Linked DNA regions of Homo sapiens: region 1 is linked to region 2. Evidence: chromatin loops called from intact Hi-C (ENCODE). Cell type or tissue: GM12878. All regions are shown on one strand. Links, peaks and the distances in the headings refer to the core of each region. The heading gives the core; the rest is flanking DNA.

Evidence for each region. Hi-C counts contacts between places; a loop is a spot of excess contacts. Peaks named below come from ENCODE experiments on the same cell type or tissue, not always from the same donor. Only the 100,000 strongest peaks of a DNase experiment are listed, where the experiment ranks them.
Region 1: a loop joins it to region 2, with 2.4 times the contacts of the local background. A loop is called at or near these places in 1 of 110 quality-filtered maps.

Annotation. Positions count from the first base shown.
Region 1 is chr9:6,907,745-6,913,130 of GRCh38, reverse strand. The region is part of intron 8 of KDM4C (lysine demethylase 4C); the gene reads right to left. Among named protein-coding and RNA genes, the nearest start is that of KDM4C, 150 kb to the right of the region's middle. In GM12878, for the core only: CTCF peaks have their summits at 2,930 and 5,165 (motif pointing left); no DNase peak of the experiment used is centred there.
Region 2 is chr9:7,295,669-7,301,054 of GRCh38, reverse strand. No RefSeq gene overlaps it. Among named protein-coding and RNA genes, the nearest start is that of DMAC1, 500 kb to the left of the region's middle. In GM12878, for the core only: no CTCF peak of the experiment used is centred there; DNase peaks (open chromatin) are centred at 392 and 2,744; H3K4me3 peaks cover 608 bases; H3K27ac peaks cover 725 bases.

The DNA of each region.
Region 1 (5,386 bases), core at 278-5,277, 390 kb after region 2:
AACACAGAACTAAAACCATCGTTACTTAACCAAGGTTATGTCTCAAGTATGTCATAGTTTTCACTTCCACTGATTCCAGGGAGGACTGATACGACCAGTATTTTCTTTGCTTTTTATTTTTTATTTTTTGTTAAATTCCTCAACATACTGAAAATGCCCACTGATTTGGAACAATATAGAAAAGGTACCATACGAAAAACTCCAAGAATATCACAATTCTTGAAATATCAACAATAGAAATAGTGAAAAAAAATATTCTTTTCCTTATTTCTTTATCAAAAGTAGTTAAAAAAAGGATTAAAAAACACACATGGTAACACATAGGGAATACCAACACATCTCCGGGAGCAACCATCAGTTCAGCAGACACTAATACCTGCTATCCTCATTAGAATCCAGTTACTGGGGAAAGAAACAACCTTACAAACATTTCTAAGCAGAAATGCCTTTGGACTATAGCAAAACCAAAATTAGTTAAAGCTGCAAATATATAAATTCTCTCTCTCCCAGTATATTTATTACCCTTCAGATAGAACAATGAACAATTTGTACATGGGTTTTCTTTACTTTCAATCTACTCCATTCACATACATTAATGATCATTTCTGTTTTTATCCACTGTGTTTGGCAGAGGCATTTGTATTCATTCATTCTACAATGAATGCCAGGACTATGAGCTTCCTGGAACCCTGCCTCAGAGAACAGCGCCTATGTGAAGCATGTCAAGGAATGCCAGCATGGTGTGTACATCTTCTCCAGCAGTCTTCAGAATAACCCTAGGAGACAGTACTTTATCACACAGGGGAGAGGTTAAGGGTCCTGACTGCAAGAAGTGACAGCAAAGCTGAGCTGCATGGTATCAAGTATTCGTTAGTCTGGGGAGGAGCAGCTCAACTTGCTGCTAAAGGAGAATGCAGAGAAGCATAGAATGGCAGGAAAGGAGGAAGGGGCAGGTGGGCAGGAAATAAGGCTGGCCAGAAACAGCAAGGCACCATGAAGGCCCCTCCCTGGCTCTGCCTGCACCTTGAGAAAACCTCTTTCCTAAGGTCACCTGCCATCTTCCCGTTCTGTGCCAACCTCCTGGGAGAAACCTTCACAGATGGTCTGGCTACCATCTAGTTTTGGCACTGGGTTTCCACCTTCCTCACAAACCTCACAAACTGCCCCAAGTCCTGGGCAAAAGTAGGGGAGCAACCCTGCAGAAGGGCCTCATGACCTAAGAAGCCAGAACCAGGATCCAAAGGACATGGGGTGTTTACCCCCTCAGGCAACAGTGCCCAGTCCCTGCCACCTCCCCGAGCCCCAGCACCAGCCTCCTCCCATGTTCTTATGCAGAGCCAGAAACATTCAGCTGGGTCACACACGTTCACAAACATGTCCTTTGCAATACGTCAACAAAAGCTTCATGACCACAATAATTTAATTAAGTTTTTAGATATAATAACTTATTTTAGAGATCAAGGAGATTAGTCAAATTTCTCCCTTTTGAACTAAATATGAACATTTTATACAAGTGCTAACATTGTTAAACAGGTCTGACTTATCTAGCAGAGGTAGGAAGTGAAATGTATCATGAAGGACAGGCATGAATTTCAACTATTTAACACTATTCATTCTAAAATTCACTAATGTACTAGCTTATTTTCTTAATCGGGATATGTAATTCATCAAAATCATTAACTAGCTTGACAGCCCACAGTCATCATTACAAATATCAGATGCAATTACGCACACTGAAGAATTATTGATATTTATACTCCTGTTTGAAGCTAGAAACAGGTAATTTATCCAAAGCCTCAAATCTAGCAAATTATGGAAACTCTAATCTTTCAGATTCCTCATCGCTGATCATTTTCTACCTTCTTGTCTTTTTACTTCCATATTAAAAGTTGGAGGTTTTTTTCCCTCATCCTCTAAGTGATGGCATAAAAGTTTTTTATTAATAGAGCTATACATAATTTTAAGTAAATTAAGTAATTTAAGCCAGCCCTTTTAAAAAAATAATCTGTTATTTTTTTCACTGCACATGTGATAACTGGTTGCTATAGAAATATTTTAAAATAAAGATAAGCAAATTAAAACCCTGCAAAGATGACGCTAAAATTTAATAAACATCTTTCTATAATTTGTAATACAAGTAAGCATTCAAACTAAGAAAAGATCCTATTCTATAACCTTTCTTTAATCCATGACCGTGTATTACAAACATCTATCTACACATATCAATAAACGTACCTCCACATCATTTTTAATGCTAATTAGCATATCATGACTGGATGTACCATCATCTATTCAACTATCCCGCAGCGTTCAACATTTACTTGCTATCAATTTTTTCAGTTTCACAATCAACACTGTGAAGACTATCCAAATAAATACATTCTTGGGCAACTACTGATTATTTCCATAGGACAAATTCCCAGGTGTGGATGCAGGGTCACAGGGCACACATTTCTAAGGCTGGTGCCTTGGCATGCTCTGGGGTGTACTAATTTGCATAGTTTAAAACTGCACTGAGTATTTCCATTTGTCTTCTGCACCAATCTGAGAGGTGAGAAATGGCACTAACCTCTTTGCATTTCTATGACTACTAATGAGATTATATTTACGTTTTGTAGTTATTTGCTGACTATATTTCTGCTTTAGTGAACTGCCTGTCTTTTGCCCAGTTTTTCTAATTTTGGTGTGGAGGGACCCACAATTGTGCCTCTCAGTGCTTTAATTTTCTCTAATAAGATGGGGGTAATAACATTATCTATTCTATAGGACAGTTGTAAAAATTAAACAAGTTAATGTAAGTTCAGCCTTATGCCTGACACAAAGTAAGGACTCAATGAAGTTTAGCCATTTAAAGATTAATGAATTACAAATGGGAATTTCTTTATATATTAATGTAGTGCTGCTTCTCAAACTTGCCCAAAAACGACCCCTAATGGCAAAAAAGAGTAACTCATAACCTCATGGCATCTGAAGGTAAAAACCATGCAGCATACCAGATGTATCAAATTTCCTTAAAACATGGTTTTATTTTAAAATATTCAAGTACATTTTATATTCAGCTTCAAAATATTTCAATTTTACCATATTTTCCTTCTCACGAACTTGCTATTAAGTGACATCCAGGGATTACTTGGACATGCACCTTATTAAGGATATTAACCCACTACCTATCATATACTTTTCTATTCAGCTTGCAATTTTCAAAGATATACGTGAAATCTTCTTTCATGGTGTCCACCAATGATGTGCCGCTTCAAAAGTCTTGCTCCACTCAAGGATCAAATAAATACTCCCCTATATTTTCTTCTAATATATTTAACATTAAATATTTTTTTAAGAATTTTTTAGCGGGACAGAAATCCAAATTTGTTTTTCCTCACCCTCTTTTGCTGTCAAATATACTCTAAAATACTAAAGACTTCAAAATAAGTGTATATATTTACTTGTTTCATTAAATGTTTTTACAAAGTCTGCCATGTTAAAAATACGAGTGAAAGCTTATTTTTATTTTTTTTTTACATAAATACAAACTGGAGAGTATTCTATAATTTTGGACACAGCATTTAATACAAGAAATCTTTGAAACATCAGACAGTGGCAAAGACCCACCTACCCTTCTGGTGATTTTTCATGGGCCCTGCTGAATAGCTTGAGTTCACAAAATCAAATTCCTATCCCAATATGCACAATGCCACTGGATGTGCTAGATCAGATGGTCATCACACACCCAGATTAATGATCTACAGCACTACAGAAAGGTGTTACACTTGAGAGCCTTTTGGGTCCAGTAAGAGGGGCAAGTGCAGCACTTTGCAGCTCTCTGTCCCACCTCCATTGCCTAACTACATCTGTTCTCTTGGCCACATCGTGAACTCCAGGACATGCTTCCACTAGCACAGAGCTACAGCTGGACAAGAAGCAGACCCCTCTCTCTGCCTATCCATATGTAGCTGATTATAGAATTACATTCTTTACTTTCTAATACTCTCATGTAGGTTTTAGCATTTTCAGTATGTTTCACATATTTGTTTTATTTTCAAAAGAAAGAAATCAATTTTTTAAAAAGTTCCTGGGGCAGATCTGGTAAACAAAAATGGGAGAATGCACTCATGGTAACTGTCACAGGACAATAAGAGACAAAGGGAGTCCAAATTGCTTTTAAGAGGTTAATAAATATCAATACCTCGTAGAAAGAAAAATGTTTATTACATGCCATGTGTCAGTCACTACTCCAGGAGTTTACTCTCATTATTTGATTTAATCATTACAACTAACCTATCATTATTGTTCCAATTTGGTATTATTATCCCAATTTATAGATGAATTGCCCAAGATGATATTACCTGTAAATGACAATGCTAGGATTCAAACCCAGGCAGACTAAATGTCCTCTCTTTACCACTAAAATCTACTTAATGTCCCCAATTAAGCTAGGTACCTCCCCACCCCCCACCTCAGAAACTTAGCAAAAAGAGGCCTCTTTGCTAAGTCAGTGCTACAAAGACTACATCCTCCCCCCAAGAAGATCTTGTCACACCTGGTCCCACAGGGATGTGTTCTGCCCTGATTCTCCGTGGCTAAATGGAGCATGTTGGGCCAGGTGGGGTCCTTCCGTGGACGCCCGTTCCCACCTGTGCCCCACTCAAGCCTCATTCTCTCAGTGAAAGAATGAGTGGTGGGGGACCTGCACACACTGCTACTTGTCAGCTTGTAAGGCCCTCCCAATACATTCTATTTCATTTTTGTACTGTGTGTGCCTGTCTGTACCCACTTCGCACAGCAGCTACACTAAGTAACATGTAGAGATTAAACACATTAACAGTTTGCAATAGATTTGGAAGAAAATTATAACCTCATTTCACAAAAGACAGCACTTCAACTTGATGGTATTTTAGGTTAAATGCACAAACTTCCTACACATAAAATGGGCACTTCATTTAAGAAACAACTAATGTAAAGGGAATATAAACAATAGTATAAATAGCCCTTACTACATTAAGTTACATCCATTTTTATCATCTTCTCTTCAATATAAAACATACCGATTACAAATGTGTAACCAATAAATATCTTCTAAGACTCTAGGTCAAGGTTATAAGGAAAATCCATTCCTTACAAAGGACTTTGCAGGAAAAAAAATGTATGAAGCGACACTGTCCTCTGCTGGTGAATTTTCCACACTGTCTATGAATCTTTGAGTAGAAAATTTAATATGTTAATATTTAAGTACCATAGTCCATGATACAATTTACAGTCTAATAGTGACTTTTAATTGTATGAAAATGTTAAACAAATACATAGCCAAAGCCAATACAAAATTTCAGGCTGTTTTTACAACAAGGAATAAAGAACGCCATTTTATCTGAATATAGTTTCAACACAGAAT
Region 2 (5,386 bases), core at 252-5,251:
AATTACCTCCCAAATACCCCATCTCCAAATATTATCAAATTGAGGATTAGGGCTTCAACAGGTGAATTTACATGGCGGGGGACAAAAATATTCAGTCCATAACACTTGAATGTTATGTAATGAAGTCCCATATAAAAAACCCTAAAACAACAAGATTTGGGAAATTTGCGGGTTGCTGAACACAAGGATGTGCTGGGAGGGTGACGTGCCTGGAAATATCATGTAGCACTGTGCCCCATCCCTCAACTCTGCTCACAGACCTTGTTGCCCTATGTAACTCTTCACCTGGCTGTTCATTTGTATACTATATAACAAATCAGTAACCATAATTACAGTGCTTCCCTGAGCTCTGTGAGTCATTCTAGCAAATTATTGAACCTGAGAGGTGGTCATAGGAACCCTCAAATTTGTGGTTCATGAGACAGAAGTACAGACGGCCCCTGGGACTTACATCTGCTGTCTGATATGAGAACAGTCTGCACCCTTAACCCGTAGGATCTGATGCTCACTTCAGATAGTGTCAGAATTGAATTGTAGGACACCCAACTGGTATGGGAGAGTTGGTACTGGAAAAACATCACTAACAGGATGATGTTTTGCCTTCTGATTCACTAGTATAATAGGAAAAATTCTAAGATGATCTGAAGACTTCCACTTCTGATCTGCATGCCCTGTATAATCCCCTTCCTTTAGTGACCTGTGAATATGGTAGGATTTTACTCCAGTGATTAAGTTATGTTATTTGGCAAAAGGGAAGGGATTTTTATATATGTAATTAAAATTCTTAATCAGTTGATTTCAAGTTAACCAAAAAGGAGATTGTGCTTTGTAAGCCTGACCTAATAAGGAAAGTCCTTTAAAAGAGGGTCTAGAAGTCAGAAACCGAGGAGGTCAGAGATTCTCCTCCTGGCCTTGAAATCATAAGCTGCCATGTTGTGAGAAGGCCCATGAGGCAAGAAACTGAGTGGCTGTAGGAGCTGAGGGCAGCCCCAGCTGAAAGCCAGCAATACAGCAGGGGCCTCAGTCCTACAACACAAGGAATTGAGTTCTGTCAACAACATGAGGGAACCTAAAAGAGAATCCTGAGATCTAGAAAGCAATTCAATCCAGCCAGTACTTTGACTGCAGCTTTGTGAAATTCTAAGCAGAGGACCCTGCTAAGATGTGCACTGGGCACATCTTAGCTGAGTCCTGACGACTCCTGTGAGTCATTTTAACCTGCTTCATTTGTGATAATTTGTTAGGTAGTGATAGAAAACAAATATAGCCACATATAATACACCCTGATCAATTTGTCATTCTCCTACTTCACACTTACAATACTGCCCAAGTCTTTTCATGATGTCCTCTTCAACAGGGAGCATAACCAAAGCTTTTGACAGGTGTTCAGCAAAATGATTTGAACATTGTATCTGATTGATAACTGTGTTGCTGAATTCATATTATACTGTCAAGGTTTACAAGAGAGCATTAGGAAAATACTACTATGATTTACCTCAGCGCTTTAACACATTCTACTCTTAAAATAGGTATTCCTGGCCAGGCACCATGGTTCACATCTGTAATGCCAACACTTTGGGAGGCTGAGGCAGGTAGATCAATTGGGACCAGGAGTTCAAGACCAGCCTGGACAACATGGTGAAACCCCGTCTCTACTGAAAATACAAAAATTAGCCAGACATGGTGACACATGCCTGTTGTCCCAGCAACTCAGGAGGCTAAGGCACAAGAATCACTTGAACCCAGGAGGTGGAGGTTGCAGTGAGCTGAGATCGCATCATTGCACTCCAGCCTAGGCTACAGAGCAAAACCCTGTCTCAAAAAAAAAAAAAAGGCATTCCTTGTTATCTGATGGCTTCATATCCACCATTCCACTAAAGCAAGAAATAAATTTCATATACATTTCCTGAAGCCGCACGGTTTGGAATTTTCAAATTTTCTGAGTGTTTTTTGGACCCTATCACAAGGTAATAAAAGAGCAGCTATGACTCAGTTAAAAATGTTCACCCAAATTGCAATTCTAACTTCTTTGTTGAAGAGGAAACCAGCAGCTTCTGCATAGTGTCCTGGTTTAATAGGTAGTCCAGTGGATCCAAGCACAAACTCGATAAGTAAGTTTAACTATGATTTATTTTTCCATTGTTATCCCTGACTTGTCTCCCAAACCCTCCACCACTAAATGGCCCAAGGCCAGAGCATGGCAACCATTGTTTCCTGGATATTGTTGTGCCCCCATCTCCTCATGCACCTTCTACACATCCTTGTTATGTTTCCATCACTTTCCTCATGTGTAACACTTAGATAATGGTGAACGTTCACACCTCTCACAAGTTTGCTAAAATCAAGTGAGGTAACAAATGTGAAATTGTTTCCAAATGAGAAAAGACTTTTATGAATGTGACAAATGCTTTTCTTTAATGAGCAACCATTTTATAGAATAATAGAAACTTGGTGTTGAGAATTTTGTCACATGCCAACTGAATATCTGAATCTCTTTCCCAACAGCCTGTATTCATTCATTCATCAAATGTGTATAAAAAATCAACTAAGATCTATGCATTAGGGAAGGCCCCTTCCAGTGACCTCTAGCTGATACCTTCCACTGACAAGGAACTCATTACATCCTAAATGACCTCATTCCATTTGAGGTAGTTTCGATGTCAGAAACTTCTTCCTCTCTCTGTAGAAAGAGCCCCCAGTAACCTCAGCAGTAGATAAGTTCTGGGCATGGAAAGTGAAGTGTCAAGCGGTGGTTTACCACTAGCTGGGAGATATGAGTTACACACCAGAAGTGAGAGTGAACAAGGCAGGGTAGTGGCTTCATTGTGTGGGTACTGAGTAAATGTCCTCAGAATAGCTAAAAGAAACAATGAAATCTTCACAGAGGAAATAGAACTTAAACGGAGCCTTAAATGTCAGCCAGAACATGAGAAGCAGGAAGGCAATTTTAGATGAGATGAACAAAAGGAATAAAGGCTTAGCATGCACTCCTGGGAAAAACAAGATGTGTTTGACAATACTGGAGGATCCTGAAATCTTGACAAAGGAGTTTAAATTGATACAGTGGGAACCAGGAAGCCTCTGAAAGTCACTGAAGCATTATTAGTTTCATTCTCACAAGAGTACTTTTTATCTGAACAACAAATGGATGTTCTCCTTCATCCAGAAGAGGAAAGTAGAGACAGGATAGTACAGGATAGGTCCAAAGCTGGCTTCAGGCAAAAGGCCAGTTCCAGAGAAGAAGGGTTTGAAACAAGACCAAAGCCTGTGGTTGTTGAATCAACTGTTACTTGTTTTACAAATTTGTCTGAGGGATTGCCAGAAGCAAGTGTCCTCTGGTCACCTGTTCCTTTGTGCAGTGTGGCTTCTGAGGTTTGTGTAAAATTATTTGTTCTCTGCACTTTGCCAAGAGGGATGGAGTATTTTTACTGGCGCCATAATTCAGGAAACATAAATCCTATAGCACAGACACTACAAATAAATGAGATCTTTTTTGTTTTGTTTTTGTTTTGGTTTTGAGATAGAGTCTCCTTCTGTCACCAGGCTGGAGTACAGTGGCACAGTCTCAGCTCACTGCAACCTCGTCCTCTCGGGTTCAAGTGATTCTCCTGCCTCAGCCTCCCAAGTAGCTGGGACTACAGGCGCGCGCCACCATGCCCAGCTTTTTTTTTTTTTTTTTTTTTTTTTGTATTTTTAGTAGAGACGGGGTTTCACCATGTTGGCCAGGATGGTCTTGATCTCTTGACCTCGTGATCCACCCACCTAGGCCTCCCAAAGTGCTGGGATTACAGGCATGAGCCACCAAACCCGGCCGAGATCTTTTAATTAATCTTTGGATTCAATCTCTACATTTCTTCCTGAACATTCCTTACAGCGAGATTTCTCTGAGTTGGAGTTGGGACCATTCTCACATTCCACCACATGGCTCACTCGGGTGGATTTCATGTAAGTTGCCTCTAAGTAAAATGACTGAGGATAGATTTCTTGGACCCTGTGATACTGGATGAACAACATCCTATAGGATGTTATGGTAGCCAGTTTTAAAAGCTGCTAAATCAGAGAGGCTACCTCGGTCTGGGACAGCACTCATTCAGATTGATTGAATATTAGGGAGATGGGTGTTATACACAGTGATTGACCAAGGAGGTTTGCTGTCTTTTGATCCCCTACAGAATGCATAGTTAAGCCACTGGATAGTACATGCTTGGCTTCTCTCACCTGTAGTTTGTGGTCTTCATTTATCCAGATGGGCCTCAACCTGAAACTGGATCAGGATATTTGACCTTTGGGGACAGCTAAAAAAGGGTGGCACCAGTACCTCCAGCTAAGCTTCCACCAGCACTTCAGAAGAAAAAAGATGTGTTCCCCGCTTCTGATTATTTCCTCAGAGTGAGGGTTGAGGCTCAATGGGCCACCTAATTATAACCCCTTACTTCCCTGGGACAGGCTTAGGACTGATATCCTACCACCATTATCTTACCTCATTTGAGGCATGAAGGAGTGTGTTTTTATTTCTAATAGAAACAGAAAGGCAAGCAAGTATAATTTTGAAACAAAGAATGACTTATAATGAAGATCTTCAGACGTTACACATTCTCTTCCTTTTTGAAAAATGCATAGCTTTTTTTCTGAAGGAAATTCTTGTTGCATATTGCTTAAAAGCAGCAGTCAATAGTCAATTTAATAATCTTTCAGGTTGCCATGAGAAACAAAAGACATATTACATGGTGATGTCATAGGCTCTCAGCATGTTTCCAAAGATATTCTTTAAACTTGTTCAAATCACCAAATCTGTATTTCCTAGATAAGCTATGTTCTCCTTTTTTTTGTTATAAACAATTATTTGTTGTGCATCATCCATATGTAGAACTCTGTGGGTGAAATGAAGGAATCGAATGTGCAGTCCCTGTCCTCAAATGTTAAAGGGGCACATCTTTGTTTTGCACTGGTATAACAGGAGACTACAGACTGGGTAATTTATAAAGAAAATAAATTTATTTCCTCACAGTTCAGGATGCTGGAAAGTCCAAGATCAAGGCACCAGCATCTGGTGTGGGCCAAGACACTGTGTCCTTACATGGTGGAAGGCGGAAGGGCTAATAATACATGGTGGAAGGTGGAAGGTGTGCCATGTGAATACATGGTGGAAGGCGGAAGGTGTGCCATGTGAAGACACACGAACCCTGTGTCTTCACATGGCAGAACAGGAGAGAAAGAACCCGCTCTCACAAACCCTTTTAATAAGACCATTAATTAATTTATGAGGACAGACCCCTCACGACCTAAACACTTCCTAAAAGACCCCACTTTCCAGCCAGGCGAAGTGGCTCATGCCTTTAATCCCCACACTTTGGGAAGCCGGGGTGGGTGGATCACCTGAGATCCA